Regions from separate parts of the Mus musculus genome. Here region 2 is linked to region 1. Evidence: chromatin contacts called from ENCODE Hi-C or POLR2A ChIA-PET data. All regions are on one chromosome and are shown on one strand. Each heading gives the region's core, a stretch centred on a gene start or an enhancer-like site at or near the end of the contact. The rest is flanking DNA. Distances are from core to core; before and after follow the strand shown. Region 1 holds the start of Tmub2 (transmembrane and ubiquitin-like domain containing 2). Region 2 holds the start of Rundc3a (RUN domain containing 3A).

Region 1 (4,402 bases), core at 604-3,103:
GTGGTTATGAGCACTGACTGCTCTTCCAGAAGTCCTGAGTTCAAATCCCAGCAACCACGTGGTGGCCCACAACCATCTGCAATATGAATCTGGTGCCCTCTTCTGGGGTGTCTGAAGACAGCTACGGTGTACTCATATAAAATAAATAAATAAATCTTTTAAAGATATATAGTTTAGGAAAGATAAGGAGAACATCTACAGTGTCATGAAAAATGTCCGGGCGTGGTGGCACACGCCTTTAATCCCAGCACTCGGGAGGCAGAGGCAGGCAGATTTCTGAGTTGGAGGCCAGCCTGGTATACAGAGTGAGTTCCAGGATAACCAGGGCTACACAGAGAAACCCTGTCTCGAAAAAAACCAAAAAAAAAAAAAGAAAAGAAAAGAAAAGAAAAAGAAAGAAAGAAAGAAAAATGATTAAGGAGGGGCCAGTGAGATGGTATGGGGAGGGGCAGTTGCCACAAAGGCTGGTGACATCAGTTCAACCCCTGGGACCCCCAGGGTAGAAGGAGAATCAAGTCCCACAAGCTGTCCTCTGACCGCCACGTTTGGGCTGTAGTGCACACATCTACATATACTCAATCAATAAATAAAATGTAATACATTTCTTAAAGTGACCAAGACCATCAAAACACTGGGTTAATCTCATGGTGGTGCCCAGATGGGAAAGATCATCCACTACACTGGTTCTCTGTAAAGTTATTTTTGGTGCTACTTCACAACTGTAATTTTGCTACTCTTATGAATACTAATATAAAATCCGATATGCGACCTCTGAATGAGTCGTTAGACTCAAAGGTTGAGAAAGGCTGCTTGCTCTTCTACATAGTGAATCAACAATCAAACAAAACCAAAAAAAAAAAAAAAAAAAGGAAAAACTAATCCAGGGTGATAGACTTGGAGAGATGGTTCAATGGTTAAGAGCACTTGTTCTTCTTGCCAGAAGACCTGAGTTCTCTCCCCAGCACTCAAGACTGGCGATTTACAACCTCTTGTAACCCTAGCTCATGGAGATCCAATGCCCTCTTCTGGGCTCTGCAAGTACCCACACACGCGGCATACACATAGAAACAAGTAAAAGAAAAAAAATCCTTTCTTAAGAAGGCACTCTATTTGTTTTTTGTTTGTTTGTTTGTTTTTCGAGACAGGGTTTCTCTGTATAGCCCTGGCTGTCCTGGAACTCACTACTTGTAGACCCGGCTGGCCTCGAACTCAGAAATCAGCCTGCCTCTGCCTCCCAAGTGCTGGGATTAAATGCGTGTGCCACCACTGCCCGGCTGAGGGCACTGTATTTGTATCTCTTTAAAATGCCTTCCCGCTTCATTTATTAAAGCTATACGAGGTAGAAATCTTCAAGTACTTAAGACTTTAATTTGTATTCTTGCCCATCTCCTCGAGGAACAACTGTCTTAGAAGTCAAAAATAGCAGACTTTACCGCTCCCAACCTTGGAGCCTGGTGTGCATTGGCGAAGCAGTAATGAATCTCATTAGCTCTGGAGCTAGAGAACCAAACCGGAAGGAAAAACCAGGCGGGAAAGAAGGAAACCTAGCGGCGGGTGGACCAGGAGAGCTTGCCAGGGCAATCGTCTAAGCATGAAACCACGCCCCCCACAAACACCTTCCCCCGCCTCTTCTCTTTTGGCCCCGCCTCCGACCTCCAGGAGGTCCGAGGCCACGCCTAATGGGCGTGGTCTTACTGCCGGAGGTCCGAAATCCCGCCAACAATGACTCCTCCCCTTCTGCCGCGGCGCAACCTGGCCCTTTTATTTAAAGATTACGTTTACGTCAGTCCGCCTTACGTAGCTTTGCGTCATCAGTACAAGGCGGGGAGGCGGGACTTCCTGTCCTGGATGTTAACAGCTTCCGAGAAAAGCCGGAAGAGATCGGACCCTGGACAGAATCCTGAGTTGCCAGCCCCTCCCCTGACCCCTACGGAAAGAGAACTACAAAGACTGTCCTGGCGAAGTCAAAACATTTATCCTGGCTTTGTCAGGTGAGGCTTTCCTTCCCCATCGAGGCACAGTAACCATCCAAACCCCCTTTAATCTCCCATGACTCCTCGCGTCCTCAAGCTCCGCCCCCTCTCCTCTGCCCCGCCCCGAAGTTTGAGGGGTGTGGATGGTTTGTGACCCCCCTACCTCCCGACCCTCGCTTCTTCACCTGACCCTAAACCATCACTGTCCCGGAGAGTCGGGCTTGGGCACTGCGACCGAAACCCGGAAGCTCCTCGGCTCGGGGGTGGGGTGGGGGGTGCTGATGGACTCCACTGCCAAGGGAATAGGACCTTTCAGACGCAGAACCTTCACCCCAGAAAAAAGCACGGTCGGGGACGACTCCCCACAGTGCGGTCAGGATCGTCCACAGGCTGAGGAGAAAGCCGAGGCCTTGGTCAGACAGATGCAGGTCCCCTATCTGGCCCCTGCCCGCGGCAGTTCCTTGTGTCCTCCGCTTCCATCTGTCTTTGCCACAGTTTCCTTTTGTGTACATCACGGTTCCTGACACTAACCTGACCAACAGGGGTTAGTTATGGGAGTGAGACGTAATTGCTATCATTTGTTTATTGAACAGTGTTAATTATTTTTGCTTCGATGATTTCACGTCTTCTTCAAAACAACCTTATGAGGTAGGTAACCATTTTAAACCCCACTTTACTGTTGAGAAAGCTGAGGCTTTGAGAACGTTGCTGGACATTGCATAGCTAGAAGAGGGGCTAGACAGTGACCCAGAATCGCTTCCCTGACTCCAGGGCCAATCTGTGTAAATAAGGCTGTGGAAACGCTTCTGAGAGTGTTGGTGTGTTCTACAAATATTCCTTGAGCAGCTACTGTGACATTGCATTAAGAGCTTCAAACAAAGAGAACTACCCTCGGTTCTTATCTTCCAGGAGTCAATGAAGAAATGGACAGGTTATGAGTGTAATGATGTTTTGTGGGTGCTGTGAGAGTAGTCTGATGATGATAATCACCAGATGGATTTGCCCAGAGACAGCTGTGAACGTAGATTCTCCAAGGAAAAGAGACGGTACTCCGAGGAATATGCAGAGAGCCTCCAATGCTTTCTCAGAAGCCGCAGAGAGGGAAAACCTTCATAGCACAAGACAGATTGAAAGAAGGATAGTGGGAACCGTTGGGAAGTATTTCCAAATAATTTCTACTTGGGCAATGGTTTTCTTGAAGCTGTCTCGTGTAGCCTTAGGCAGCCTTGAACTTGCTAAGTAGTGGAGACTTGTCTTGAACCTTGTATCCTTAGTTCCTTTATTTCCCAAGTTCTGGGATAACCAGGGCATGTAGAACAGCGGTTTTGCAGTTATAAAGCCAAGCCTATGGAGACTAAAGCGTGTAGTGTTTCTGGTGACTGTCCTATGTGGCTCCCCAGAATTTGCCAGAACAGTTTAATAGACAAACATGTCTGCTGATAGTCCCAGTACATTTGTCCATTTGAAGTGATCTGATCCTATCCTTGATAGATCAGAGTATATTTATGTATTTGGCTCTTGACATCTGGGCATGAATGGGTGTGTGGGCATGAATGGGTGTGTGGCCATGAATGAGATGTAATCCAAAGGAAATCTGGCAAGGGTGGCCGCACAATGCCCATTAAAGAGTCTTTCTAATCTGAAGCTACCACTGAGGCTGCTGGGTGCATGCAGATGTGCTTGGTCATGTGTTAGGAATCCTAGAGAAACTCCAAGCTTAAAGAAGCAAAATGTAAGCCGGGCAGTGGTGGCCTTTAGGCCCAATACTCCGATAGGGGCAAGTGATTTTGAAGCCAGCCTGGTCTATAGAGCGGTAGTTCCAAGACAGCTAGGGCTACACAGAGAAACCCTGTCTTGAAGAGAAGCAGCAAATGTTCCTTCTCCATTATTCTCCAAATACAAAAACAAACAAGTGAGCAATCAGCAGCTGGTAACAAGGTTATGAGGCTTTTCTGGTGACCCATGCTTCTTATGAGCACAGAATCTGAAAGCTAGAGTTTCACGGTAAAGGCAGAGGGGCCAAGGGTAAGTCAGTCCTTAGCTTGAGATTGAGGGTCTACTACTGTTAGGAAATTGGCTGGCTGCCCTTCCTACACAACACCAAGCCCCCATCCTTTTTTCCTTTTTTTTTTTTTTCTTTTTTTTTTAACCCCAGCCTGCCTCAGAACCTAAACAAAGTAGAAACCTGACTATAAGCCCTCAGGCCCTCCTAATGCTATCCCCCTTTGTTCCTGCAGCGTGGACCCAGTCAGCAGCCAGGCCATGGAGCTCTCTGATGTCACCCTCATTGAGGGTGTGGGTAACGAGGTGATGGTGGTAGCAGGCGTGGTGGCGCTGACTCTAGCCCTGGTCCTAGCCTGGCTCTCCACCTATGTAGCAGACAGTGGTAACAACCAGCTGCTGGGCACCATTGTGTCAGCAGGTGACAC
Region 2 (4,402 bases), core at 530-3,029, 110 kb after region 1:
GAAAGGAAGCTGCTATGAGTCAGGATATGACAAAGGACAGATCATACTTCTTGCTCTCCAAACTAGAGAGCTGAGTTGTAACTCAGTGGTGTAGTATTTGTTTAGATGTGTGAGGCCCTGTGTTCAAACCACAGCACAAAGAATGCCTTACTAGAAATCATTATCAAAATCTCCAACAGACATGAACCAGACACATAGGCCAATGGGGTAGATAGAATAGAGAGCTTGGCTACACTCTTATGTATATGGTCAAATAATTTTGTGTGTGTATGAATGGGGAGAAAGATAGTACCTGATACTATATCCCAAACTCACTTAATGTGGCCCACAGATCTACAAGCAAGCCTTTACAAGTCAAAGAAAACAGGGCATCTGGGATGGCTGTCCAGTGGCAGTGCACTTGCCTACAACCCACAGGTCCTGGGCTCAATTCTCAACACTGAAAACAGAAAAAGAAGTCAGGCACGGCAGAGACACTAGGATCCAGAGTTTAAGATTATCCTTGGCTTCAGATCAAGTTCCAGTCCAGCCTCCCAAAAGACTATCTCAAAACGTACAAAGGAGCTGGGCATGGTAGGGCATTCCAATTCTCAGAAGGCAGAGGCAGGAGGATCTCAGTGAATCTGAGAACACTCTGGTCTGACAAATGGAATTCCAAGCTAGCCAGAGCTATATAGTGAGATCCTGTCTCAAAATAAAACAAACCAACAAAACCAACAAAACACAAAAACATACAAAGGCAGTGATTTCTAGGACTTGACACCAAAGATACAGACAACAAAGGCCAGGTTGGACACTTCATGGAAATTCAAGTTTTTTGAGTATCAAATGACAGTATCAATTTTAAAAGACAACCCATAGAATGTGAGAAAATAATGCAAATCAGATCTGATAAGTCATTGATATCCATAATGTATAGCCTTACATTCCACATTAAAAGGAATGACCCAATCGAATTCGGGCAATGTTCAAATCCTGGAAGTGGTTTACCAGGAATGGAGCGGGCAAGCAGAGACGTGAAGAGCAACCTGGAATCCAAAGATAGCACAGAAGCCAAAACAAACTATGCCTTCAAGTCCTGCCCAGCTAAAAGCGAAACCATTTTTGACCGGCCCCCTATCAATGTAGGCTGCCAAAGAGTTAATCCTTAAATCTACTGGTCGGTGGGGTGGCTACTGCTAAGAACCCCATGAAGTCCAGGACGCCAGACTGTTGGTAACCCCAAATCCCTATCCTGAGTGGTTCCAAGCTCTGGACTAAATGGTTTCGCTGAGTTCCCATCCTCCACCTGTAGAGAGACTGGCTTGCTTGGCTAGCGCAGATAAATACAACCCGCAGAGACTGACAGAAGAGGCAGCTTCTGTGGCAGCCTTTAGTTTCAGAAGGGTTAGCACCTTAAGGCCACCTGCAGTCTCTGGAAGTGGCCTGGGCCGGGCTGACAAGCCTGGGATGAGTGGATGGGGGGCAGGGCTGGCATAAGGATGCAGGAGGTAAGGGTCTCCATTCTTTAGGGTACAATGAGAAATCTGAGACAGATAGCACCGACTTCAGGCCAGAAACAAGGGAAAGAAGCGTCAAAGCTGAGACACCAGACGAGGATCCCCAGCCTTGAGTGTGGGGGTGGAGAAAGGGCCCTTCTCTACACAGTCTCCGTTGTTTCTCCGGGGGACCCCCTCCGCTCTCTCAAGGGCCTCGGTCCTTCCCCTCCCCCAAAACTCTGCGCCCTTTGCGGATTGGTCCCGGGCTGCCGGAGGCGGGGCTTATGGCCCTGACGTCACCGGCCGAGGAGGGGGGACGGGCGACTGGGGGAGGGGGTGACGAGCTCCGGCTCAGCACCTCGGAGAGCTCCCTCCCCGGCCTTGTTTTGCTCCGGAATCGCTGCCGGGGGAGGGAGCAAAGGGGCCGGCCTTAGGCGTCGAGGCCGAGGGATGGCAGTGAAGAAGACGAAGGGCCCCCGGGGGCAGACGGCCCAGCCGTGATCCTGCGAGGCGGGCCGGGGCGCCGGGTGGGGTGGGGGGCAGCGGGCGGCGACAGCAGTGGCCGCACATCTGGATGGAAGCGAGCTTTGTCCAGACCACCATGGCTCTGGGGCTGCCCTCCAAGAAAGCATCTTCCCGCAACGTGATCGTGGAGCGCAGGAACCTGATCACCGTGTGCAGGTGGGCGCCGCTGGCGGTCGGGGTGGGGTGATGAGAGAGGTTGAAGCAGGCTGAGAAATCTAAGGGTTGAGCATGCCCATGAGGATGCTCTGCAGACACTGAGAAAAGGCAGGGCAGGGAGGACCGCGCTCTCTATCCTTCCTAGGCCCGGAACCGGGAGGCGGGCTGGAATGTCTGGTCCTTATTCTTGGCTAAGCCAGGCCTATGCCCAGACTGGGGTTTGGGGGATGAAGAGAGTTTAATTGGCACTGCAGTTTCCTGTGAGAACCAGGAAGTGACATTGTGTATGAGAGGGGGGAGGAGGGAGGATGGCTGGCTCTCTTCCTGGCAGTGGGGGCAGGGTGGGCAAAGGGAGCTCAATGGGGTTGGGGGTGAATGTCCTCCAAGTCCCCTCTGCCACCCCTGCCTGCTTAGCGTCTTGGAGTGGAGCTTTCCTAAGAGACTTTACTATGCTCAACCCTTCATAAAGCAATGATGGTGTTTCTAGGTAGCAGCAGCCTGTGGCTGGACCAATTGTGCACAAAGGCCCTGAACCCATCCAATGAAGGTCGAGAGCACTACCCCGCTGTAGGGAGCACCCAAGGCCTAATTGCAGAAACTGGGGCCCCAAGTAAAGACTGGGAGCCCAGATCCCTAAATCCCTGAGGGTGGGGCAGTTGCAGGGCTAGGAAAATTCTCCTCTTTCTTGGACACCGGAAAGTAATCCTTCCCACTTCAAGGCTGCAGTGACTCACCCTGCCTGCCCTGCCCTGAGGCCAGAAAGCCACCAGCTGTGCAGGCTCTCTCCCAAGCCCCCACCTGTCCTTGCCACTCCCTCTGGGATCTCCATGCCAGCTGCCTTCTCCACCTGCAGCCTCCATGTCCAATGGGGTGCTTCGTCTTGGCTCTTAGTGCTCCTGGGTGTGGGACCGAGTTGTCCTTTCTTGCCAGTCCCACTTGCGTGAACATAAACCACAGCCCTGTTCCTTCTTCCCGAAATCATGCCCACCTGATGCCCAGTCTCCGGTTACCCAGGGTTCCTTTGGAGTCTGGACACATACCCAGCCATGTTGTCTCTGTGTCAGAGCACCCCTTTGCCAGTGTCTCGAAAGTCTGTGCACATCACCTCTGTGAGGAGGAGGCTGGGATGTGCATCTGTGACCTAGCCGGAAGCACTTACTGCCTTCATATTCCAAACCTGCCAGTGTGGTGTCAAGAGATTTCTGCCCTTGGGACCATACTTGGGCTCAAGCTTTTGCATCAGTTCTTAGCTGGGCAACCCTGTGGCCGTCTCCCTCCTATCCACACTCTGAGCCTTTGGTGCTTTTTCTTAGGTTTTACATCTTAGGTGTAAAACCACTCCAAAGAATGTGTCGTGGTGTGCCGCGTTAGATACTAGCTAGTGCCTGGCACACAGAATCAGCTCTATTTCAATGACATCCTTCTGGCCCCTCTCTTGGTTCTTGGCAATCTAGGCCCATCTTTTTCTTGCCTGCCAGGAGAGCTGGGGCTTAGTGTGTGGGAAAAGGAGAGAGAGCCACTGGACCTGAGCCAGAGAAAGAGAGGTTCAAGGGACTTAGAGGTAGCTCAGAGTCGGGGGACAAGGAATAGTTTAAGGGCTCGGGGGCATGACAAATTCTCCAAATCCCGAGGGACCCTGCTGCCTCATTACTGTCACGTGGTTCTCCTCTAGCTCCCAGCAGCTCCCTTTAGCAGACTGCTGGCTCCCCTGGGCCCTGGCCTCCCTGTCTCCATGGTAACCCCAGCAGTTATCCTCCTCCTAACCAGGTCCACACCATGGGGTTCCTAGAGGCTCTGACCAGCTTTCAGCATCTCCAAGGACAGATAGCAGACGCTGCCATGCTCACCAAGCCCCAGGCCTCTACTGAAGTCTGACCCAGATGACCACAAATTGGTGGTGTGCATAACAAAGCCCAGAAAATGGCCTTATCGCAGTCGCAGGCTCTCTCTTTCCTGGCCAGGCCAGCCTTGCCTCCTCACCTGGCCTGTGCCCAGGAATCAATACACTCTCACCTTCTCCCACCCTTGTCTGGGATCTGAACCAAAGTTGAAAGGGGCGAGTGCTGGTATTTCTGTTTGCACCCAAGGAAAAAGGCTTTGAATCCAGCAGCCTGCTTATCCCTAGCACAGGCTAACGCTGACCTGTCTGCTCTTGGGCTCCATCCCCTGATAAGCCCAAGGGAAGGTGACAGAGAGGGGCTCCTGGTTGTGCTGTTTACTTGAAAGCCTTAGTAGCCAATACT

What was found. A loop is a pair of places that touch in the nucleus more often than their neighbours do. ChIA-PET counts read pairs that join two places held with the same protein, here RNA polymerase II (POLR2A).
Region 2: POLR2A ChIA-PET joins it to region 1 with 10 read pairs in embryonic stem cell. The contact joins the promoter of Rundc3a here to the promoter of Tmub2 in region 1. A Hi-C loop is called at or near these places in 7 of 37 maps with a recorded cell type or tissue (T-helper 17 cell, heart, left cerebral cortex and 1 more). POLR2A ChIA-PET finds 5 or more read pairs at or near these places in 4 of 5 experiments (Patski and embryonic stem cell).

Annotation. Positions count from the first base shown.
Region 1 is chr11:102,283,098-102,287,499 of GRCm38, forward strand. It overlaps Tmub2 (transmembrane and ubiquitin-like domain containing 2), which reads left to right and starts at 1,854. Exons shown (of 4, transcript NM_028076.4): 1 at 1,854-1,991; 2 at 2,567-2,621; 3 at 4,211-4,402. The coding sequence starts at 2,587.
Region 2 is chr11:102,391,624-102,396,025 of GRCm38, forward strand. It overlaps Rundc3a (RUN domain containing 3A), which reads left to right and starts at 1,780. Exons shown (of 11, transcript NM_016759.5): 1 at 1,780-2,159. The coding sequence starts at 2,053.